Linked DNA regions of Homo sapiens: regions 2 and 3 are each linked to region 1. Evidence: chromatin loops called from intact Hi-C (ENCODE). Cell type or tissue: mammary epithelial cell. All regions are shown on one strand. Each heading gives the region's core, and the rest is flanking DNA. Links, peaks and the distances in the headings are about the cores only.

The links. A loop is a pair of places that touch in the nucleus more often than their neighbours do. Peaks named below come from ENCODE experiments on the same cell type or tissue, not always from the same donor. Only the 100,000 strongest peaks of a DNase experiment are listed, where the experiment ranks them.
Region 2: it touches region 1 in a loop (14-fold over the local background); 2 of 110 quality-filtered maps call a loop at or near these places.
Region 3: a loop joins it to region 1, with 15 times the contacts of the local background. A loop is called at or near these places in 17 of 110 quality-filtered maps.

Annotation. Positions count from the first base shown.
Region 1 is chr7:7,757,475-7,765,893 of GRCh38, forward strand. The region is part of intron 2 of UMAD1 (UBAP1-MVB12-associated (UMA) domain containing 1); the gene reads left to right. Among named protein-coding and RNA genes, the nearest start is that of RPA3, 43 kb to the left of the region's middle. In mammary epithelial cell, for the core only: CTCF peaks have their summits at 3,996 (motif pointing left) and 7,480; DNase peaks (open chromatin) are centred at 5,087 and 8,157; H3K4me3 peaks cover 416 bases; H3K27ac peaks cover 1,729 bases.
Region 2 is chr7:8,086,934-8,095,352 of GRCh38, forward strand. GLCCI1 (glucocorticoid induced 1) reads left to right here. Exons shown (of 8, transcript NM_138426.4): 8 at 1-2,147. LOC105375142 (a long non-coding RNA gene) reads left to right here and starts at 4,271. Exons shown (of 3, transcript XR_927015.2): 1 at 4,271-5,935; 2 at 7,215-7,338. In mammary epithelial cell, for the core only: a CTCF peak has its summit at 3,936 (motif pointing left); no DNase peak of the experiment used is centred there.
Region 3 is chr7:8,291,203-8,299,621 of GRCh38, forward strand. All of the region lies in intron 3 of ICA1-AS1 (ICA1 antisense RNA 1), which reads left to right. Among named protein-coding and RNA genes, the nearest start is that of ICA1-AS1, 33 kb to the left of the region's middle. In mammary epithelial cell, for the core only: a CTCF peak has its summit at 5,056 (motif pointing left); a DNase peak (open chromatin) is centred at 5,049; H3K27me3 peaks cover 138 bases.

The DNA of each region.
Region 1 (8,419 bases), core at 208-8,207:
TGTGCTGTGTTGCAGAAGGAGAAATACTTAAGCTACCAAAGTAAAGCTACTTTAATCTAATTAAACATGCTTTGGAGCCAGATGTAAATGAGGTAACTTTTTTGAAGAGTTAGTTTACAGATATTTGGTCATTCTCATTTTAGATAAACAGAAAGCCATGTTGATTATTATCTGGATCTGGCTAGACTCCTGTTCAACCACTTGCTAGCTGTGGGGACTTGACAATTTCTTTAGCTTCTCTGAAATGAACATGGTAGCAATTCCCACGTTTAGGGATGTTGTGTGGATTAAGTAGAGAATGCAGAGAATGCAGAAAAAGCTCAAAGCTTTCAATGCCTGGTACGTAATATATGCCCACTAAGTCTTAGTTATGCTGTTGGTTCCACTCCCGCCACCATTCCAGAGGCCGCAGCAGGGTTCTGTGTTGTGTTGTGTTTGATCCTATCTTCTTATGGTTTGTCTAGAGTGGAAGTTTTGGGGTAGGGGTCACTCATAAAACAGAAATGCAAAAGTAGAGGGAGGAATCTGGGATGTGGTTTATTTAAGATTTTTAAAATGTGCTTGCTTGTTTGGGTTTTTTTAAAATTATTTTTACATTATTATTATTATTTTTAATTAGAGACAGGGTTCTCCCTATGTTGACCAGGCTGGTCTTGAACTCCTGGGCTCAAGCAGTCGTTCTGCCAAGCCTCCCAGTGTGCTATGGTTACGGGCATGAGCCACCGCGTTTGGCCTTGGCTGGATTTTTGGTTTGTTTTTCTTACCTTATTTTGAGAACTAGAGTCGTCTTTGCTTTCCCTTTTTCTCACGTAGCCTATCCCAGTGGTCTTGAATCATTCCCTATGTAGACTGCCTAATCTTTATTTCCCTCTGTTTATGCTGAATTTTTATAGCGAAGATCTTAAGAAAGTGTAAAAGCTGTTTTTACCCATCTTTTTATCTTTAAATTTTTTTATATAATAATTAAGCTTTATAAAAGTTATAAAGTATAATACAACCAACATCCACATACCTACCATCCAGCTTTAGAAAGAAAACATAGTGGGTGGATACTGTGGAAGCTGCCTCTGCACCTTCAGCCTCCATTGAAGAAGCCATTCATTCCCATGCCATTTTCTTATACTTTTACCATATATGGTGTGTAGTTCCAACCTATTTAAAGTACCGTTTTACTTATTTAAACATTTTATATAAGTCTTGTCATTTTCTTTGTATTCTGCAATTTACCTTCTTATTCAATGTTGCATTTTTCAGATTTATACATGTTGATGTTTGTAGCTCTAGTTCATTAATTTTGACTCCTGCGTAATGTTTCTTTGTATGAAGGTACCACAGTTTATCCTTTCTCCGAGTGGTGGGCATTTGTGGACACTCTCTCTCTCCCCACCCTGTTAGAGACAATACTGCCACACAAGTTTTTGTACATATCTTGCTTCACGGATCTTTGTAGCTTTGGTTTTGTTGTGTTTGTTTTTATACAGAAAATGAGTTCTTTGGGGACTAGTCAAATTCTGTGGGCCTCAGATTTTTCATCATAAGATTGAACTAGATCTTTTCTAGCTCAAAATTGCACTTCTTACATGGTTATTTAAACTGGATAGCTTGAATTACTGGCTTTTGTTGTTTGTGTTACCTCACAGGCCCATTAGTATATCTCTTCAGTAGATTATGCCGGATATGGATTTTACTCTGACATGAGAAACTTCCATTTGCAACATTTTTGAGGACAAAAGTGTATGTAGTGTTAGAAACTATCATTAAGCAGGACACAGGACACTAAACCTTCCTTCTCCCCAAGTTTGTTTATCTTTCCTGGACTCTACAGGAATTACAACTGCTATTAATTTAGAATAAACATATAAATAATATATTTTAAAGTATGTTGTCTACATGTGCTGGGTCACCTTCATCCGGCATCAGCCTGGACAGAGGACTCAGGCCCTCTACTTGATTCCATAAGAGTCCGGTTACATCGAGCATTTTGCGCCCTCTTTAAACTTGACTGAGAATTTACAAGGCCACGGGGCTTACAGCATTCTATTTTTCTTTTTGCCTTTCTCTCTTTTTTGCTTCGTACATAAATGAAAATCTAATGTAAAATTGTAAATGGGAAAAGTACTATCATGAAGAAAAAAGTACCAGGGAACCTGAAACGAGATTAAAACTGACTGAAAGGATCTAGGAAGGAGTCTTGGAGGAAGGGAAATTTAAGCTGGTCCTTTAGGGATGAAGACCTTAAAGGTGTATGACAATTAGACATGCTTGTAGGGAAGAAGGAGGAATGGAGATGCTTTCCAGGCAGAGGAAAGATATACGAGGGGAAAAAGTATAAGACCATGACATATTCAGGGAACAGTAAGAGAAGTGGCTCAGACTTTCTGGGAGACAGTCTGCCATATTATCCCCCTTCTTCCCTAACTTAGGCAGTGTTAAAACATGGCTGCATATTCTTTGACACTCTCCCATTGAAAAGTTGTGTCGACGCCCCCTCCTCTTGAATCTAGACGAGCTGATGACTGCCTCAGTCAATAGAATATGGCCAAAGAGACCCTGGCTTACAAGGGTCAGTTGCAAAAGGCCATGTGACTTCTGCTTTGTTTTCTGGAACACTTGCTCTTGGAGCCCGGAGCCACCATTTAAGAAGTCCAACCAGCTTGAGGCCATCATGCTGTAGAGGCATGTGTATAGATGATCTGGTTGACGTTCCCAGCTGAACCCAACTTTCTAGCCATTCTACCAAATGTGAGTGAAGTTGTCCTTCAACTGTTTTCTGACTACCAGTACCCTAGAGCAACCTCTAACATCACTACACAGAACAGAAGAAATGCTCAAGCTCTGCCCGAATTTTTGACTCACAGAGCTGTGAGATATAATACAAATAACCATCCTGGCTAACACGGTGAAACCCTGTCTCTACTAAAAATACAAAAAAATACAAAATAATAATAATAATAATAATAATAATAATAATAATAATAATTGTCTTGAGTTATAAGTAGTTTATTATACACCAATAGATAACTGGAATACCAACCAAAGCCAAAGTGAGGGGATTTTTCTTTAGATGCTTGCTGAAGACAATATTAAGTCATCCAAAAACCTCTCCCCAGAATATACTACTGAATGTAATTTAGCACTTATGGCAGGAAGACTGAGTTTGGATAGCATTCAAGGCAGAGGAAATGACATGAACAAAGATAGCAAGGCAGGGAAGGACAGGACATATGTAAGGTAGAGAGTAATTAGGTTCAGCTAGGAGTAGGGCACCTCCTGGGCACAGTGAAAGAATAGACTAAAAGAGAAGGTTAAGGACATGCTATGAAGGGCCTTGAATGTGAGATTGAAGAAAATAACAGTACCACTGAAGATTTTTTGAAAAGTTTTACTAGCAAAACAGCACTTTTGGGAATTTTTTCAAATGCTTGTGGGATGGACTGAAGTATGGAGAAATTAGGGGATCATTTTGGAAGCTATTGCAAGATACTATGTGAATCAGATCTGTGGTAGCTGCAGCCAGAATGAAGGCTGGAAAATAGATAGGAAATACTGTGGGCAGGACCACCACTGACCTGCTTAGTGCATTTTGTGAATTATGAAAAGGTCACCCCAGCTGGGCACGGTGGCTGACGCCTGTAATCCTAGTACTTTGGGAGGCCAAGGTGGGCAGATTGCTTGAGCCCAGGAATTCAAGTTCAGCTCAGACAACACGGTAAAACCCTGTCTCTACAAAATATACAAAAAATTAGCCAATATGGTGGTATGTGCCTGTGGTCCCAGCTACTCGGGAGGCTGATTTAGGAGACTCACCAGAGTCCAGGAGGTCAAGGATACAGTGAGCTGTGATCGTGTCACTGTACTCCATCCTGGGTGATAAAAGTGAGACCTAACTAAAAAAAAAAAAGTACCACTTCTTTAAGACATTTTACTTCCATCTGTTAGAAAATTGTTGTAATATGTTTATTAGAATAAGACACTTGACTGCCATCTGCTGGAAAATTATTAAAGATATGTCTTTGGTTTCAATGCTCCTCTCCTTTTCACATCCTTGTGCAGTACACAAATTTTGTGGGTGCGAGTAATAGGACTTGGTAACGGATCACATTTCTTATTAAAAGGAAAAGGAAGAAATCTCAAGTTTGGATGGTAGGGAGGTTAGTAGTGACATTAATAGAACTAGAACTTATTATTGGGGAATAGATTTATAAGGCAGAATCATTCTTTACATGGAAAGACACTCATCTTATTATTTATTGATCCCAATTGTTTGCATTTACTTAGTAAGAATTTTGATACCTTTTCTTCTAGAATCTCAGCTCTCCCCCCTTGTGACATCTGAGAATGTTGACCAGTTCCTCTTTTGTATTCCATACACCCCTCTCTTCTGTATCTTTTCTTTCTATTCTGAACGTTGCTTCTTATCCGTCTCCTTTGCAGGCCCTTTTCCCTCAGTTTCCATTCTTGTGCTTTTTTATACAGTGGGCGCTCAATAAATGTTTGTTTAATTGAATTGCATTGCTTTTGAAAGATCAGTTGCAGGTTTTTCAGGAGACTGATTCATAGGCAGTTAGGGACTAAGGGCGTGCCAGAATTCAGAAAGTAGAAACCTATCCTAAATACAGTTCCTTGTTTCGGGATGTATTTTTTACACAGTAGGTCACTCTTCCTTGGGGAATATCTGTACTGTTGATCCGTTCATCATTGTTCAGCAGTGGCAACACCAGGAGAACAAATTATTTACATTGGCTGTGTCATATGGGTGTGTCTAATTCGGAGAACTTTCAAACAAAATAATGAAGCTTCCCCAGCTTCTAACTTGGGAAGTATGAAAAGTTACTTAAAAAAAAATCTTGACTCTTGTTTAAGTACATCAGTGACTGATTAAGTCACAACACATTTTAATATTTTCATTCGAGGTTTCTTGCTAACATTCTTACCACCACTACCACTAACCCCACCCCATGTGTGTAAGTTACTTTTCCTTTCATTTTTCGTGGGTCTTGTGTGTTAAGGCAAAGTCAAGAACTTTGCTCTTCTGATAACTTAACATTGATTGTGTGACTGCTTTGTGCAAATTGCTATGGGATGCCTCATGGAAATTACAAAGGTTTCGTTTGCTTCTGCCCTTCAAGAGAGACTTGCTTAGTGGGAGAAGTAGATGCATATGCAACTGCTCCAGGGCAGGCGATGACAAGGATCATAATATAGTGCAGACAGAGACAGGATTCCCTGTCTTAGAGTGATATAAACATCACTCGAAGACTGAGTCACATATATGGACTTGCCATATTTCTTTCCTAAATTGCACACTTAACTCTTCACTTTCCTGGGCTGGATTAGAATTTGTTTTCGTCGAAGGCTTCATGAGTTGAAAGCACATTACATATATGTAAGATTTAATGGATTTAATTTAAAATGCATTGAATAACATTAATTTTAGCAGGTTTGATTGTTTTAAATGCTTTTAAGCCGGCACTCTTAAACGAAAATAGAGAATATCAGAGTGATATTAAATAAACAATGATATAAAACAGGAGTTTTATGTTTATGGAAACCTAGTATTTAGGAAATAAATATCCTGAAATTCTCTAGCCAAATTATATTTTTAAATGTTTTGAGCATAGGATACAAGTTATAAACAGCCTAGTAGGGAAAAATGTATATTACTGTCATAAACATAGGTAGTATTTAAAATATTAAATATGGATAATTGATATTTAATTGAAGTGCTTTTTATTTAATTAAAGCCAATGACATTTTAAAATTATTTCTTTATTAATTTTTCTTCAATTAAATTTTAGCCTGTATTTTAGATACAAGGGGTGCATGCGCAAGTTTGTTATATGGGACTATTGCATAATGCTAAGGTTTGGGGTATGGATCCCATCACCTGGGTAGTGACCCTAGTACTCAATAAGTGGTTCTTCAGCCCACATTCTCCTCCCTCCTCCACCCCCAGTAGACCACAGTGTCTGTCATTCCTGTGTTTATGTCCATGTGTGCTCAATGTTTAGCTCTCATTTATAAATGAGAACATGCAAAGCCAATGACATTTTTCCAGTCATTGGAGTAACAAAGACGTTTGAATTTTAAAAATTTAAATATATTTAAGATTGAAATTTAGGCCGGGCGTGGTGGCTTACGCCTGTAATCCCAGCACTTTGGGAGGCTGAGGCTGGCAGATCACCTGAGGTCAGGAGTTTGAGACCAGCCTGACCAACATGGAGAAACCCCATCTCTACTAAAACTGCAAAATTAGTTACAAAAATAGTAGAGTGATTTATGTAATAAGTAAACAGTTCAGGTTTACTTGACTTAATAGCATAATGATTTACAGCTTTTACTTAAATTCATTCTGAGATGAAATAATACAGCCTCTAGGAAGATACATTATCTGGTTTTCCTTTGCATTTTCATTAAAAATCTAAAATTGGAAATGAAGTATGTCAACTAGTTTTAGAAATGATAGTAAATTGGGAAGCATCTCAAATAGCAGTAGAAAAGAAGATACCAAAAAGGTTTAGAAATATCACAGGAAATAGTGAGATTCAGCCTAAGAAAATGCAAGCTAATACATGTAAGAGCAAATAATCTGAAATAGATATTTAATGAGAGACAATGCTTAGTAGTAGTGAAAGGGAGTCAGGTGCTATCAGACAGCAAAGCAGATATGAGGTTGCGGTGTGATACGGCAGTCACAGAGCTGTTGCCATCTGGGGGGTCATCTTGCAAGCTCATTACAATAAAGCAGGGAAGCAGAAATCTCTTACAAATGTCAGTGTTAAGACCACATTTGTCTTATATCAACTTAAGAATGTCCAGACCCATAGCTATCAATATATTGAGTGCTGAAAGAATAGAAGCTGCAGTTCTTAGAATAGGGGAGAATTTAATGTAATAAAAATAATTTTAAAAAATAAAATATCTTTGCTTCGGTTAAGTAGTAAGGCAATATGAAGTTATACAGTGGATATAAGCAACTTGTTGGAAGACAAATTTGTTTAGATGAAGCTGAGACTGTGGAAGGTGAGAGTAGTGTGAACTTGTTCATAGGCAGTTCTCAATACCTAGGCCAATTATGCAGATAGTGAAATAACATCTTAAGGCAGTGATGGGAGCTGGATCACTTGAGGTAAGTTTGGACTGTATGAGGAACTCCATTAGGTAACAGTGCCGGAATTGATTGGAAGCAGTGTGTTTTAACAATGAGGTCATATTTTTAATGTTGTCTATACTGGTCCAATTACTCTGCCCCTTGTTTACAATATGTGATTCAGTGCATATACTCAAGAACCATTCTTATGTCTTGGCAAGGTACCCTGCCCTTTCTCTAAGCACCCTTTTTGATCTTGGCTTCTAGAATTTCTTTGACTGCTTTACTTCTGATCTCCAAAACTGGCCTGCTGTTTCTTTTGAAGCACTTCCTTCCCTGTATGTACCTGCTGTATCTTAGCTCTGATCATGTTTGTACTTCAGCTGTCACTGCCTACTACTGGTGACACCTCTGCTCTGCTCTATTCTTAATATCATTCTTTTTTTTTTTTTAAAGGACATAGAAAATCAGGTATTGTCTTGTTGTCTTTAAGTGTTGACACACTTAAATTCTTGAAGTCCTGTTTTTAGTCTTCCCTTCCCAAATCTGACAAATATATAGCTTTCTACTTATGTCAGTGAGGACAACATCTCACTGATCAAAAATCTCAAGTTCCTTCACTCATATCTTGCCTCTCATCAGTTTACTCTATGTATCTGTCTCTTCTGTGTCTGTCCTTTTTCTTCCAGTAGCCAAATTTTTAACCTCGCCTTGAGATCTTTCTTTCAAAATACTCCTTTGGCTTCGAGTGCAGTACTCCAGTGCTTAAAAACAATAATATTTAATCAATCATACCATAGCTTCAGAAACCATTGATGACTTGTAAAAAGTTCTAATTCTGATTAAATTTTGATTTTTGGCTACTCTTATTTAAAATTTTATGAAAAGTAAATTTATCATATTAAACAAATTTAATAATTTTGGTAGCTTAATATTACAATTCTAAAATTTGCTTTTTAAAATTGAAACTGTTTAGGTCATTGACTTTGTATACTTTTACTGACCCATTAGTCATTTCTTGAGTTTTGTCTCTGTGTCAGGGATTGAGGTAGGCCTGCCCTGAGGGTTATGAATGAGGTGTGGTCTTTGGCCTTAAGAAGCTCACATTCTTGTTATGAGCAATACTTTTGTTGACTGAGAAATCATTAATATGTTCAGTCAATATTTATTGAGCTTCAAACTCTCTGTTAGGCACTGGGGATACAGTATGCTAAGCAAGAGGGGAAACTGGGATTCCTACAGGCTTGTTTAGTAAGCATATATCTATCTGGTTTTATAAATAGAATGTTCTACTCAAAATTTTGGAAATAATTTTTTCCCTCTATTTAG
Region 2 (8,419 bases), core at 368-8,367, 330 kb after region 1:
CAATTGATCCAGGTGTTTGTTTCTAACTTCTGTAATACATACAATGCAAAAAAAAAAAAAAAAAAATGGCCACAACAGTTGCACAGTGCCCACCCTATGGCCTAGCTTCAGGTACTTCAGTTGAAGTCTAAACTCAGGTAACTTGGAATGTATATCATATTGGGATATTAAATATTTCACAGCTAAAAAGCTAAAGAGGGAACATCACTCTTTTGCCTTTCCTTATTTTATGCATTTCCCTTTCCTCATTACATTCCACATTCTTAGAATAAGAAGTGCATTCAATCCTAGGAGAATGATAATCCTGGACATGGGTGAACATGAGGAGAACCAGCAAAATCTGTGGTGTTTGACATCACTTTGTCATGTGGTTACAAGTAAAACAACTGTTGCATTCACTGTTTCAACATGTGTACATGTGGCTTTTTTAAAAGTTCAGGTGTTGCTCAGTAAAGGACTGTGACAATGTTGCAAATAAAGTGTTCAGTACTGGACTGTACATAAACATTCCACATTGTGTGTGATGAAATTTAAAGACAAGAATGTCTAGAGTTAATTTCAAAATAAGTGAAGTGTTTGACGGAATGGTTGAGATTTTTTTGTTTATGTTAGCCATCAGGGTCATAACTGTTACCATTTTATCTAAAGACATATTTATATTTAGTTTCTCCCTTGGAAATTCTTTATTTTGCAGGTGAAAAAGTGACATACTTTTTGTTATTGTCTTCCTCAAGCAGTTTAGGTGCATGATCTTCATTTACATAGAATACTTGGGTCTCAGAATTGATGCAACATAAGCAGGTTTTTTTGGTGACTTACAAGAGCAATAGTTTGAAGCTATCTCATTTAAGCCTCTCATAATGCATAATCATGAGTAGTTTTGAAATTTGCAACCTGTGAGGTAGAGCATAAACTCAAGAAAATAGCCTTGAACTTGCAGACTTTTGACACAAGTTCTCCACAAAGTGTGAAGAGAGCCCCAGGCATTCCTGATTGGTCAATGGGAGAGCCTAACTTTCATTGTTTTCTTCAGTACAAAGAGTATCCAAAAGCTAAGTTTTTGTATTCCACTACTTTCAGTTCAATAAAACCTAGAGTTGTTTCATCTGCGCCTAAAGTGTATGGCACAATTTTCTTAAGAATTAGGGGAACCAGGTGCCTACAGTTAAAGGAACGTTTCAGTTCCTTTCATTCATTCCTGGGTTTTTCTTTTATTTTCTAAGAAGGTTGAAGAAGGATGAGTGATAGAGAAGAAAGCAACACCATTGATTTTTTTTTTTAAGAAATGATATATATATGTATATGTTTGTGTGTGTGTGTGTGTGTGTGTGTGTGTGTATTCTGTGCATTATTTTGTCATGATCTCAATTCTCTTCTTTCCACCAAAGTTTGTCGTAATATTTTCTCCTGAAGGTGCATTCTGGCTCCTTTAAATTAGTCAGTGTTATATTGTAGGAGACTGTCATGGAAAAAAGGACTCAGTTTACTTTCGTCATTTTCACAGGGGAACCTTTTAAAACAATCTTTTCAGCAGCAGATACCTTTAACCCTAATAATCTCAGGCCTTGATGAAAATACTATATTTTGTAGATTATGGTTAAAGGGGGAAAATTACTAGTTCCGTAAGATAAATATGAGCTCCATTTGACTTCTGATGTCTGGTTTAGCATTACATAATATGTTGATCTTACACTCTGCTTTTGTCCAAATAAAATGCAATAGTATCAATATCAATTTCAGAAAAATGGACTGAATATGCTTTTTTGGTGATGAAATCTCATGTACGATATTTATAGTGATGTGCTTTTATTTTCTCATGAGATACTAAATATTAATTGTGTTGTACATTTGTTCTTAGCATATATTAAAGTTTTGAACCAAATGTGTTAAAGCTTACGCTTTGCCATGTAAATTTCCCAGAAGTTGTTGAGCTCAAATGTATCCTACATCCAGCTGTAGAAATTTGTCAGAAATTGTTTAAATTTTGTATATAATTGTACTGTTTAATTCTAGCCATTGCGCTGAACAGTATTTGAGTTACCATATAATATGGCTTTACACAAGGAAATGTGTGGCTTTTGTTTTGTATTTTTTCAGTATAGAAGTTCCTGTGTCTTATTTAAATAAAGTTATTAGTAAAACTGAAATAGTTCACACATGTTTTTGGAAAGACTGGGGTTGTTGGCTCGTTACCCGACAGAGAGAAATTCAGCTCAGGTTAATGGTAGTTTTCTGTACTCATTGAGTTCCTGGCCTGCATGTCTGGAGGTGTGGGGTGTCTAACTGGATCAGATTTCTACAACCTGGCTTCCTCTTGGCATTTAACTTACACACTCTCCATCACAAGGTGAGAAGCTAGAGGTCTTAAGTTCCAAGTCTTGGTACTGTTCCCAGGTATGATCACATTAAATAGAGAAAACATTGTTCTCACATCACTTTATACCTCAGAATTTATAGAAATGAGTTTAAATTCAATGAAATCATTTCAGAGGAAGTTGCATATTTCTTGCAAGCAAAGCTGCAGCAATAAAATTTAATTTTTTACTTTTTTATTTGTTTAGATTCAGAATAAGGTGGAGAAAAGCTTTACAAAACAAAGGAGGGTTGACATCATGCCCAGTTATCCAGACATGGATATGGTCTGGTAGGCCATATGGTAGCGTGAAAGCAAGAACAAAACGCTCTGAGAAATAATTTATCAGCAGACTGTTGTTCACTTCCAAAGCGCATCTCAAAGGGATAAGATTTGATCTTTAAATTGAACTTAGAAGTGACCAGTAGCTGTGGTTTTGGCTGAGAAAAATAAAACGTAACTTTTTAAATGGTGGGATGTATCAGCTGTGTTAATGTTATTTAGGCAGGAAATTTTCTACTTTATACAACTTTAAATTTCCATTGCAAGTGAATTCATGTGAAGGAAAGTGGAATTCCTAGCCCCATCTCTTCTTGACTCGATCATATAATAAGTAATATAAACAGCCCTGAGAAGTTAATACAGTATTTGCAAAATCAGACCTCAGGAACAAGGAGGGGAATATTAGTCCTAAGAACTTGCGTGTTGTAACCCTATGCTAACCAAAAATAATCACTTGAAGTTTATTTATGAATATTGCAAACTGAGGGGTTACCCCCATCCCTCATCCTCCATCCCACAGTGTAAGGTCGCATCTAGCTCTGAAGTTTCATTGTCCCCTATATATTCTCTACCTCTCTCTGGGAAGCTTCTAACATCTACCCTGCTCTCTGATATGCACAAGTCTCGATTTCCCCCTGTACACTCACTCTTTTGGTGAACTCATGGTTCTTTGGAGCTGTAGGAGCCTTATGAAGATGGATCCCCTAATTCACATGTTGATTCAAAATCCCACTGCTGTAGTCTAGACCAACAGTTCCAATTGTTGAGAGAACATCTCCTCTCAGACTTCTTGCCTTATCTCAACCTTAGTGATTCAGTGGAATAAAGACACTGTCTTACCCCCTGTTGGACCAAGCCAGCTCTCCTTTACATTCTTATTTCCAAAGATAAGGACTGTTTCTTAAATCTCTCAGATTTGCTTTTCTGTCTTCCTGTTATCTCACCACTGAATTTTGAGGTACAGCGACATATAATGGTGGCAGATCAGAGAGCCATGACAACTTAGATGAATTTCTGTGAAGACTGTAATAGCAAGGAACCAAAGTCACTGCGTATGTTAGACTTCCACTAACCTCTGTAGCTATAAGACCAGGGCCAAACAACTGTTCCTGGGCCAAATCCAGCCTGCTGACTGTGTAAATAAAGTGTTCCTGAACAAAGCCACACTCATTTGCTTATGGAGTGCCTATGGCTATCTTGCAGCACAATGGCACGGTTAAATAGTTGCAACAGAGAATCTGGCCCACAATGCCTAAAATATTTACTCTCTGGTTCTTTGCTGACCTCTACTGTACACCAAAGAGCAGACTGGAGACTAGGTATAGGTAACTTGTATCATATATGTAGTTGGGTTTTGTTTTGTTTTGTTTTGTTTTAGTCAGAGTCTCACTCTGTCGCCCAGGCTGGAGTGCAGTGGCACAGTCTCGGCTCGCTGCAACCTCCATCTCCCGGGTTCAAATGATTCTCCTGCCTCAGCCTCCCGTGTAGCTGGGATTACAGGCACCTGCCACCATGCCGGGCTAATTTTTTGTATTTTTAGTAGAGACGAGGTTTCACCATGTTGGCCAGGCTGGTCTCGAACTCCTGACCTCGTGATCTGCCCACCTCAGCCTCCCAAAGTGCTGGGATTACAGGTATAAGCCACCGCACCTGGCCTATGTAGACGTTTTAAAATTTTTTCCATAAATTATTTTATACTCCTCCCTTCAAAAGGTAGAGCTTAATTTTCCTCTCAAGTGTGGGTTGATTTGCTTCTTATCAACAGAATATGGCAGAAGTAATGGGAAGTCACTTCTAAGAACAGGTTATAAAAAGACTGGTTTTGTCTTGGTATTTGTTCTGTTGGATCACTTAGTTTGGGAGAAGCTATATTGGGAGGATACTGAGAAAGTTTATGGCAGGACCCTATGGTGAGATTATGGAGGCCCCGACCTCCTGCCAAAAACCACAAGGAAGCAGATCCTTCAGCTCCAGCCAAGCCATGAGACACCTTGAGCCAGAAACCACCCAGATCAACTGGATACCTGCTCCAACGCCCCTGGATACCTGACCCTCAGAAACTGTGTCAAATAATAAATTTTTGTTATTTTAAGGTGACAAGTTTTGGGGTAACTTGTTACATAGGGTTAGAGAACTAATACAACAGCCCTCTCTTTCCCCCATACACATCCCATTATTTCCACCATCACCTAGAGCCTTGCCATATAAGTCTGTCCTCTGGGTCCAGAAAATGAAGCTTGCTCTTTTGGAATGGATATGGCTTGGCAAAGCCCTTTTGGAGTAGGTCTAAGACAAAGCTTTTTCAACACAAAATTTTGTTTTTTGAACAGTTTGCATGTTAGAAAAGGATTTCCTATGGAAAATGATGCAAGAAGAAGCAGGATAGGTGATCAGTTTTTAGAGCTGAAAAGAATAAAAGGCAGAATTTCACAAGAAAAGGAGGAATATCTCCACCTCATATGTCTTTTAGTTAACAGGAGGCTGGTAACCCACTGGTTCTAAAATGACCTATCTCATTCCATATGCATCTCTCAAAGAGGAGAGTAAAAATAATTTTTTTTCCCAAAGGCTTTAGATCAGTTTGGTGATGGGCTCTCTCCTGCATAACAGCCATTTTCTTAACACTAAGAATTTGAACAATTAGATCATTTTTCCTCCAAAAGATTTCCTGATAACAAAGAGTAGATCCCCTTTCGCACACCACAAATTCTACTCAAGTCTTGGCATCTGCTTTAAGCATGACATTGATGACATTCCTTTAGTCAGAACTGGGCATGACTCTGCAGGCAATGGATGTTATTTCAAACCACTGTCTGGAAGCAAGATGGATAAAGGTGGGTACAGGGCTCCACAAGGACCTGCCAAGTGAGGAGAAGCGTTCATGCTGGAAAAGCAAACCTTTTCTTAGGTTTTCTTTTCCACTTTGTAAACCAAACAGGTTACACTCAAGGGACAGGACTTAACAAAGGACACTGCTCATGTACTGCAATAAACAGCCTGCCATTTTTCATACGGACTGGAACTGAGGCAGACAGGGTAATCTTAGCTGACTCTCTGTTCACCTGCCCATTTGATTCCAGACAAACACCTGGTGTGGTTTCTCTCTCCTGCTTCCCTTCCCAGTGACCACTCTGCAGCAAGCCCCGGGAGCTTTGTATGAAGAAGCTATTCCTTTTCAAATCCCTAACCCTTTCTCCTGATTGCTCCTCCAAATCTGTGGCCAGTGCAGCAAGTCCTGTGAAGACAGTAAGGAGGTAGCAGGAGGAGGCTAAAAATGGTGACATCAAGGAATAGAAACTGGTGAGTGAGGGAAGTAGAGTGTTGAGGTGAGCTTTCATAATATTCATACACCTTTTGAAATATTTGATTTTTTTTTCTTAAAATGAGCATGTATTCTTTTTGTAATGTTTGGTAACATTACAATGTAAAAGACAAGGAAACAACATGACCATTCTGCAGAACTGTGAACGGCCCTGTTCCCTCTGCTGGTTCCAACTTCTACCCATCAATTTATCATCAAATTTGCAGCAGAAAGGGGATACAACTTAGCTGACTGCTTTATATATGACTAATATGAAAGAAAGGTGAAATTCAAAGGAAGTGATTAACATGAAAATAAATGTTTAACCTCACTAGTAATCAAAGCAACGCAAATTAAAACAACAATTTGGCAGGGCGCGGTGGCTCATGCCTGTAATCCCAACACTTTGGGAGGCCAAGGTGGGCAAACCACTTGAGGTCAGGAGTTCGAGATCAGTCTGGCCAACATGGTGAAACCCCTTCTCTACTAAGAATACCAAAATTAGCTGGATGTGGTGGCTCACGCCTGTAGTCCCAGCTACTCGGGAGGCCAAGGCAGAAGAACTGCTTGAACCCGGGAGGTGGAGGTTGCAGTGAGCCGAGATTATGCCATTGCACTCCAGCCTGAGCAAAAGAGTGAGACTCCCTCTCAAGAAAACAAACAAAAACCAACAATTTATTGCTTTTAAATTGGCAAAGAACAAAAAAGGAAGGATAATAGTGCTAAAGGAGGCTGGAGATATACTCTTACATCTGCTATTAGAAGGATACGCTGGCACATGCTTTCTGAACAAGTGGGGCAGCATTTATGCCAAGTGACAAAACAGCAGGTCACAAACCAGTGTGATCCGTTTGTTTTATAAAAATACATATATGTGTGGGGAAAAAAAGGATGAATGTAAACAAAAATAGTAGTGTTAGTAGTGGTTACGGGCCAAGTGCAGTAGCTCACTCCAGGAGTTCTAGCTACTTGGGAGGCGGAGGCAGGAGGACCGCTTGAGCTGAATTTAAGGCTACACTCCAGCTTGGGTAACAGAGTGAGACCGTGTCTCAAAAAAAAAAAAAAAAAAGTGCTTATCCTGGGTAGATAATTTTTTAACATTTGCTTTTCTGGTTTTCTAAGTATTCTCTAGCAGCACCCGTTAACCTTGTAATTTGAGAGAACATGCATGTTAATCTCTAAATATCAAAGGACAGAAAAAGTAGGGAGGGAAAAAAAGGAAATGGCAGCAAGACAATTTTGTTTTAATGAAAATGACTGACATCTCTTAAAATCCAGGTGGCTTAAGAGAAGGCTTGGTAGAGTGAACTTTGGCTCGGTGGGAGAATCCTAACATGGCATAGTTTCAAGCTTTATCTCCCTTCCCAGAAAGAAAACGGTCCCAACATCCTCACACTGTAAGGTAAGCAGGATTAAATTATGTAAGCCTGGAATGGGGTTGAAAGTGTCTTTGGGAAAGGCTGCAGTTTTAGTTCAAAGGACAGAGCATTTTCTGGAGTGTGGCCCATACTGACAGCCTTCCACTCAGTTGAGATGGGTTTGTGAAGTGGGCACCAGGGAGTCCAGAAATCTGTCCTCTCATTTATGCTTCTTGAACTGCCTCATCTAGAAAATTAAAAGGGACTCCTTGCCGCAAGCAAACTGTAGATGCCTGAAAATGGCCAAGAGATCATTCTTGACTGTGATTCATATTTCTAAGCACACTTTTTATTGCAGGTTGTTTGGTCTGGTTTTACAGAGATTGCCTAATGTAGGTACATGTGAGATGGACATTGATCCTTTGGTCATAGAGGTGGTTACCTTAGAATTTGTATTAGGAAGATTGGGAATACCAGCATTGAACAGGCTGCACAGGATACTTTGAGAATTACCAGTGTACAAGACCTTGGGCCCCTTTTATTAATCTTTGCATCTGTAGCTGGCATAAGCCAGGGGCACGGAAAGCAACTTGGGGATTCAGACATTTGCTTATTTCTCCTTCTTGGCAAGTTTCTGCCCCTTATTCACTAGGTCTCTAAGAACTAGGTCTCAGCACAGTGCCATCTGTGATTTTGGTCAGCTGGCAGGCCGCACATATGTCCCTCCCACATTCTGGAACCCACAGGCAGTGTGGCATAAGAAGAAATGGTCCAGACGTTGGCATCAGACAAGGGTGAGGGATGGCTCTGTGAGCGTGGGAGTCTTTATTTATAAAATGGAGATAATTATTCCATTCCTTAATTAGAATAATAAAATGGAAAGGGTCGGCAAGCTCTCTGGTGTCTTCCACACAGACACTAATTCTTTTGTATCAGGACTCCATCTTTATGACTTCCTTGTACCTTAATTACCTCCCAAAGGCCCTATTTGCAAATACAATCACACGGCAGTGGGGGGTGGGGGGCTGGGGGGTGGGGGGGTTGGGGGTGGGTTATGGCTTCAACATATGAATTTGGTGGGGGTGGGGTGGGGTAAACAATTTAGTCCATAGCAAATAGGTACTT
Region 3 (8,419 bases), core at 368-8,367, 530 kb after region 1:
TTTCCTGTCACTCGTCTAACCAGTTTCCTATGCACTAAATGCAAGAGATAACACATGAAATAACTCACCAGATTTAAAGTTAAGCAGTTAACTGTGAGAATGACAAAGATAAAATGAAATTGTAGAAGAGCTTTATAATGCCAAAATGCTATAAAATATTTGTTGCTATTATGAGACTTGTATGATATAGCTTCAATGGACTTGTTATGTTGCAATTAGATTGTTTTAAAATGTCACAAAGACTTGCTGGTGGATGGCTGGGTGGTATAAGGCAATATTTCTCTAATTTTAATATGCATATGAATCCCCAGGAGATCTTGTTAAAATACAGGTTCTGAGTCACCAGGTCTGGGGTGTGGCCTGAGAGTCTGCATTATTTAAAAATCTCCCAGATGATATTGATGCTTCTGGCTCATGGATCACAGTATGAGTAGCATGGATGTAAAATTGAGAGTATGTATTACCATCCCTCAATTCAAGGGAATTCATGACATATTCTGGCTAAAAACATACATATTTATCTGGTGTGTAAACCTCAGGATTCACAGCATATCATCAAATCAACTTTATTTTTGTCTTTCCTACTCCCTTAAAATTTATTCAGTAATCATCGGAAGCCCTGGGAAGCAAATTTCTGGAGACCCTATGCCTTTTCTGCTCATGCTTAAGTAGTATACCATCCTACTGTCAATTAAGATCATAAACACAGGCACAATTCAGTAATTAGATTGTGGGCCTAAGATAATAACCAGGCTCTGACCTCGATTTAACGGGCAGAGCTCCCTTGGCCCAGCCTGGGCCTGCTTACCCTGCTGTTTGTCCCTAAAAGGGCTCTCATTAGCTATTCTCTGTTTGCCCATGTTGAGCTTTTTGGTTTAAATCTGATGCCTTCCCCTGTAGGGCACTTTTGTGAGGCTTTGTGATTCCCTTCATTGGTGACTTCTCCTGCAGTCCCCTTGTTGCTGGCTGCAGAACCCCGTCAAGTCCAGGTGGCCACTTGTTCCTCCTGCTTTGGATCCTAGGAATTTGGCCTTGCACCCAGCTTCTTGCTGCTGCCCTCTAGGACCTGCATTGGGCCAGACTCAAGTTAGCTCTCTCTCATTTGCTGCCCACCTCTGCTCCACAGGAAACACTCTAGGGTTCTTTGACCTGAAAAACCCTGGAAATGCATGTGGGAGTAACTGTCCTCAAAGCAGTTATTCTACCATCCTTGGCCCTCTAGATTTCCTGGGCAGAAGGCAGAATGCAGGGCCAGTGTCCCCAAAATGCAGGGATGCCCCACTTAGGAATTCAAAGTGGACCCATGGGAGTCCCTCTCAATAGAGTGAGATGGTAGAAACTAATAACGAGGCAATTATTCTCCCCAAAGTGCTATCTTCACAAATATCCCTTCTCCTTTCGTCTCTCAGCTCTTTCATATCCTTGTAGTGAGTCAGATGGTTCAGAATTTATGCGGTGGGTTCTCAGAAATTTCCTTTCATGGTTTTTATATGACAGTTTTGTATCTCACTTTTCAATGTCATTCAATATTCTGTTACAATAATAATAACAATGACCTACGTTTAGCAAGCACAGCAATACCATGAGACAGGTGTGATCCATTTCCCCATTTTACAGGTGAAGAAATTGAAGCACAGAAAGATTAAGTAAAAAATGCCTGATGTGAACCTAACAAATCTTAAGTTTCTACTCTTAACCATTCTGCTGTGCTTCTGGTAGAAAACGTCCAAATATTTGAAGGCAATATCATGATATATTCAAAAGAATACTAAAAACCAAGTGGTATGTCAGGCTTGCAGAGTAAAATCTTTGGGTAACATTTCCGTTCTAAGTCTTAATTATTATTGCTTTAAAAGAAATATCGTTGGATTGCATTTCCTAAAGTGTGTTTGCATGAAATATTAGACCCAAGGTTCCTTCAATCATTCAACACATATTCACTGCATGCCACATAGGGAATTCTGTCCCTCTTGGAGATCTGCAATCTATTAACATGTTATAGATTCTAAAAGATCCTGTATAAATGTGTATTTATCCCCAAATTATTTGATATTGGATTTTCTGTTCAATTTTGGGGCAACACCAATAACATTCTTTGGAAGTTCCTTAGAATCAGCTTTTGGAAGTTAACTAATGAATTTACTGATTAATTCAGAGACAATGAATGAAAGTGCATGTACTAATTATTCTTTATTCATTTGACCTTGAAGAATGTTTAATTTGTGATCACCTTTTGCAGTAACTTGACAGATATTTCTAAACACATGTTAAACCTAACTTGGAAGTAAACCCATTTATAAAAAACACTGAAAATAATAAAGTAATAATGTGTTAACATCTGTATGTGTAAGATGTGAGGTTTGGTGCAGTGATTCTCAATCTTGCCTATTAGAATCACCTGGGAAGGTTTTAATTAACTGATGTCCACACCACATTCAGGCCAATTTAATCAGAATCTCTGAGGGTAGGATCTAATATTTTGATCCAGGGCTGTGATTTGAGTCTCCTTCAGTCCATGTGATAAATAACTTATATAATTAGGTGAATTGAAACTACCTCTCTGAAAAGGAGATGAAATTATCTACCACCAATAGATTTAGTCTGGTTGAAATAAAATGGATAAAATATATAAGAAATTTGGTCGGGCGCAGTGGCTGTAAGATTTTTGGCCAGGTGTGGTGGCTCATGCCTGTAATCCCAGCACTTTGGAAGGGAGAGGTGGACAGATCACTTGAGGTCAGGAGTTCAAGACCAGCCTGGCCAACATGGCGAAACCCTGTCTCTACTAAAAATACAAAAATTAGCCAGGCGTGGTAGCAGGTCCACGTAATCCCAGCTACTCAGAAGGCTGAGGGAAGATAATCGCTTGAACCTGGAAGGCAGAGGTTGCAGTGAGCCAACATCATACCACTACACTTTAGCCTGGGTGACAGAGACAGACTCTGTCTCAAAAATAAATAAATAAATAAATAAATAAATAAAATAAAATAAAATAAAATAATAAAAAAGTAAATTTAAAAAAACCCAACAAACCCAAAAATGTAAGGTTTTCTTAAAAAAAAAGAAAAAAGAAATGCATATACTTAACACTTTCACATCACGGCAATTATCTAGGATCTTCCTTATTGAGGCTTTATAATTTATGACCTTTTGTTTAAACTCCGCTCCTCATGTGGCTCCTGTTTATCAATTTTATATTTCCAAATTGCACTCTGCTGAAAATAATGAAATTAGATCAATATAGTTATGTTAATGGAGGTACCATGCAGCTCATTTGAAAGAGAATGCAATACATATTTTCATACGTCCTATATTACTCAACCCATTGATCAGAAAAGTGTTAATGATACAATGCTAGTATTTTGAATGTCTAAGAGGTCCATTGATGGCAACTTAGACATAAAAAGCTACTGAATGTTCATGAAACTGGAATAAATGACTGCATTGAATATATTTAAGTTATCCTTAATGTCCTGTTGTTAGCTGCAAATTTTATTCAAACTCATCTCAACTGTTATTCTTAAGACTTAAATAAATCAACCATGTATTTTTGTTCATCTTGGCTTACACAATTCTGTCATTTGTTTGAACAATAAGCATAATTCTGTTGCCAAATAAAAGAAAAACAAAATTATGGGGCTGTAAAAAACGCAGTACTAGAATGATGTGATTAAATAAGAACGAGCCAGAAGTATATTCCTACGTGAAGTCTTCTTCTTCTTCTTTTCTTTTTTTGGACAGGGTCTTGCTCTGTTGCCCAGGCTGGAATGCAGTGGTGCAATCACAGCTAACTGCAGCCTTTATCTGCCAGGCTCAAGTGATCCTCCTGCCTCCGCCTCCTCAGTAGGTGGGACTACAGGCATGTGCCACCATGCCTGGCTAATTTAAAACTATTTTTTAGTAAGGGTGGGGTCTCACTTTGTTGCCCAGGGCAGTCTCAAACTCCTGCACTCAAGTGATCCTCCCACCTTGGCCTCCTAAAGTTCTGGGATTACAGGTGTTAGCTACCACACTGGGCTGAAGTTTTCTTCTTTTGCATTTCTGTTCCTCATACTTCTTTGTGTTCTCTCTTGGTCTTTGTCTTTCTTCAGGTCTTGCTCTTGCCACGTACTGTTTCTTGTTTTGAGATTTGTATTTGTAGTGGGGGAAAACAATACGGAGAGTTTTTATGGAGTGGAGGAACTTCCAAGATACAGTATGTAGTATTTTTAGGAAATGGAAATCTATTAGATGCTTTCTCCCTGAGAAGGTAGTAAAAGTTGTGAGAATGAGAAGGAAGAGATGGTAATGCAAAAGAAACACTTGTTGGAATATTCTAGTGAGGGTGAGGATGCAGAGGGAGTCTTTCTGGAGAGAAAATAGATTTGTGTAAATGGAAGACTACTTAATAGTCTACGGAGAGAAACCAAAAGATTAGCAACAAAGGATATTAACATTTATTATTCATGCTTATTAAAAAAAGAGAAACTAAGGAATAATCTTGGGTATACCCATTCAATGAAAAAGTCACTTGTAAATTTCAGAAACGTGAACTGCCTTCTAGGGACTACTGTTTAAATGTCACCTACCTAAAAGGAATACATTTTAATTGGACTTTGATTGGCAAGCTCGTCACTACTTCCTTTGCCTTTATGAAAAGATCTGTTCCAACTGGCAACACCCAAGAGTGCAGCATTTTAAACAGGGAAAAGGTGAGCAAACACAATTACCCGCATCTAAGTCCTGTGATACAGGCAACTGTTTTAATATAATTCGTCTTCCTAGTTGTCATTTACTAACCTAAAGAGCATTATTGGGCTGATTTAGTTAAAAAACACCACCACCACCACCAAAAAACAAAAAACAAAAACATGGATGGAAAAGGGAAAGCAATAGAAAGGGAGTCTGAAGATTCTAGATTGAGTCCTGATGTCTCTGCAAATAGCTATGAAGTAACTAGAGCTTCAATTTCATCAACTGTCTAGGTAGGATGCCCTCCAAGGTCTCTAAGATTACAAATAGTGTGAATTAGCCGACAGCGAGCTAGAGCATATTTGCTTAAGCCAATAGTGACATCTGGTGGCTGCATATACCAATGACAGATTTAGCTACCTTCAAGCTTTCCCAAAGGCTTGGTAAGTCTTGTTTTTAAAATGGCTGCCTTTTCCATTTGAAAATATACCAGTGGCCAGTTGGAAACCTAACTGTTCAGATTTGGTTTCTCTACTTTATTATTTATATCATGAGTTTTTAGATTTTTATTTTTTATTAAGTAGGTGAATGAGCAACATGTTTTTCAGAGAATGACACTTTGATAACTCTTTTCTTGTAAATGCAGTATTATAAACAGAGCTCCAAATTCCTTTGGCTCTGTCGCTACTTCTCTGAAGCAGATGTACTTCCATGCAATTGATTGGATTAGTGGAGGTGTAAATTTAAAAATAAATAAATTAATTTGTTTATCCTCTCATTTAACTCCTACTCTTGCGTCAACCTCTGTGCTAGACAGGACAGATCCAGAAATAAAAGCACACCCCTGAACTACTGAGTTCTCTGGCTTCGAACCCAGGGAACTGACAACACATCAGCTGGGATTTGAGCTCCCTTTTTGTAAATATAGACAGAGGCAGGGTAAATCTCAATCTTCATTTTGTTTGTCATAATTTCTTGGTTTCCCTTTGATGGTGGTGAGGTCCTTACCCCTGCTTTCTGAATCCTAGTTCTCTTGTCTCCCACAACTCTAATTTTTTATACATAAATGAATACATAAGCAAGTGTACTTTTATGAAATGCATACTATTTCCCTCTCACATTTAAATTCTCAATTTGTGATGTGTAGAATCTTAATATTTCCTTTAGTGCAGAGTGACCGGCACCTCCAGTTTAATCCTTCTCCAAAATGGTTAACTCAGAATTCTCACCATTCCCAGTCTCGGTCTCCACCATGGTGCTTTAATTCTCTTTTTTTCAATACTATTTAAAAGTATCATCATTGGCCGGGTGTGGTGGCTCACGCCTGCAATCCCAGCACTTTGGGAGGCCGAGGCAGGCAGCCACCTGAGGTCAGGAGTTTGAGACCAGCCTGGCCAACATGGTGAAACCCCATCTCTGTTAAAAGTAAATAAATAAATAAATAAAAATACAAAAATTAGCCGGGCGTGGTGGCACACACCTGTAATCTCAGCTACTTAGCAGGCTGAGCCAAGAGAATTGCTTGAACCTGGGAGGCAGAGGTTGCAATGAGTAGAGATTGTGCCACTCACTCCAGACTGGGCGAAAGAGTGAGACTCCGTCTCAAAAAAAAAAAAAAATTATCATCATTATTATCTTGTCTGTTCCTGGTTCTTTCCTTACTATGTAAGAGAAGCAACCCAAGTCGCAGTGCATTTAAATGCTTTTCCTAAGGCTCTAGTAAGGGCAGTTAGAAATGGAAGCCGGAACTTTAGATGGTCTGGAGCGTGGTCTGGAGTCTTTACAACACACCCAAACTATCCGCACACATGGAAGGGTGAGAACCTCCCTATCCAATTCCTTTGCATCAGCTCCTCCTTCCTTTATTGTCTATGGCTTCTGGGACGATTGTGAATAAGAGAGTGATCCAACAACAGAATGTGGAGACAACCTCTCTCCCCTCTGTAGCTGTGTCCACTTTGGCTTTTGATACAGGGAGTAGAGTCACAGACAGGCATGTATTCACTTTAGTTTCCCTAGGAACGCAGACAGGTGGTTCAGACAGAAATCAGAATTATTTATACATGACTGTAGGAAAATATTTATTCAGGGAACTCTGACCATTTTATGCTTGAATCATTTATATTCTCTACTATTTAGAGCTGCAGTTGGCCTTGCTATCATTTATTTATTTGTACATTGAGTCAGTGAAGATAAATTTTCTTAATTTTTTTTTCCTTTTTTTTTATTTTATTTATTTATTTATTTTTATTATTATACTTTAAGTTTTAGGGTACATGTGCACATTGTGCAGGTTAGTTACATATGTATACATGTGCCATGCTGGTGCGCTGCACCCACTAACTCGTCATCTAGCATTAGGTATATCTCCCAATGCTATCCCTCCCCCCTCCCCCAACCCCACAACAGTCCCCAGAGTGTGATGTTCCCCTTCCTGTGTCCATGTGATCTCATTGTTCAATTCCCACCTATGAGTGAGAATATGCGGTGTTTGGTTTTTTGTTCTTGCGATAGTTTACTGAGAATGATGGTTTCCAATTTCATCCATGTCCCTACAAAGGACATGAACTCATCATTTTTTATGGCTGCATAGTATTCCATGGTATATATGTGCCACATTTTCTTAATCCAGTCTATCATTGTTGGACATTTGGGTTGGTTCCAAGTCTTTGCTATTGTGAATAATGCCGCAGTAAACATACATGTGCATGTGTCTTTATAGCAGCATGATTTATAGTCCTTTGGGTATATACCCAGTAATGGGATGGCTGGGTCAAAAGGTATTTCTAGTTCTAGATCCATGAGGAATCGCCACACTGACTTCCACAATGGTTGAACTAGTTTACAGTCCCACCAACAGTGTAAAAGTTGTTCATATTTCTCCACATCCTCTCCAGCACCTGTTGTTTCCTGACTTTTTAATGATTGCCATTCTAACTGGTATGAGATGGTATCTCATTGTGGTTTTGATTTGCATTTTTCTGATGGCCAGTGATGGTGAGCATTTTTTCATGTGTTTTTTGGCTGCATAAATGTCTTCTTTTGAGAAGTGTCTGTTCATGTCCTTTGCCCACTTTTTGATGGGGTTGTTTGTTTTTTTCTTGTAAATTTGGGTTCACTGTAGATTCTGGATATTAGCCCTTTGTCAGATGAGTAGGTTGCGAAAATTTTCTCCCATTTTGTAGGTTGCCTGTTCACTCTGATGGTAGTTTCTTTTGCTGTGCAGAAGCTCTTTAGTTTAATTAGATCCCATTTGTCAATTTTGGCTTTGGTTGCCATTGCTTTTGGTGTTTTAGACATGAAGTCCTTGCCCATGCCTATGTCCTGAATGGTAATGCCTAGGTTTTCTTCTAGGGTTTTTATGGTTTTAGGTCTAACATTTAAGTCTTTAATCCATCTTGAATTGATTTTTGTATAAGGTGTAAGGAAGGGATCCAGTTTCAGCTTTCTACATATGGCTAGCCAGTTTTCCCAGCACCATTTATTAAATAGGGAATCCTTTCCCCATTGCTTGTTTTTCTCAGGTTTGTCAAAGATCAGATAGTTGTAGATATGCGGCGTTACTTCTGAGGGCTCTGTTCTGTTCCATTGATCTATATCTCTGTTTTGGTACCAGTACCATGCTGTTTTGGTTACTGTAGCCTTGTAGTATAGTTTGAAGTCGGGTAGTGTGATGCCTCCAGCTTTGTTCTTTTGGCTTAGGATTGACTTGGTGATGCGGGCTCTTTTTTGGTTCCATATAAACTTT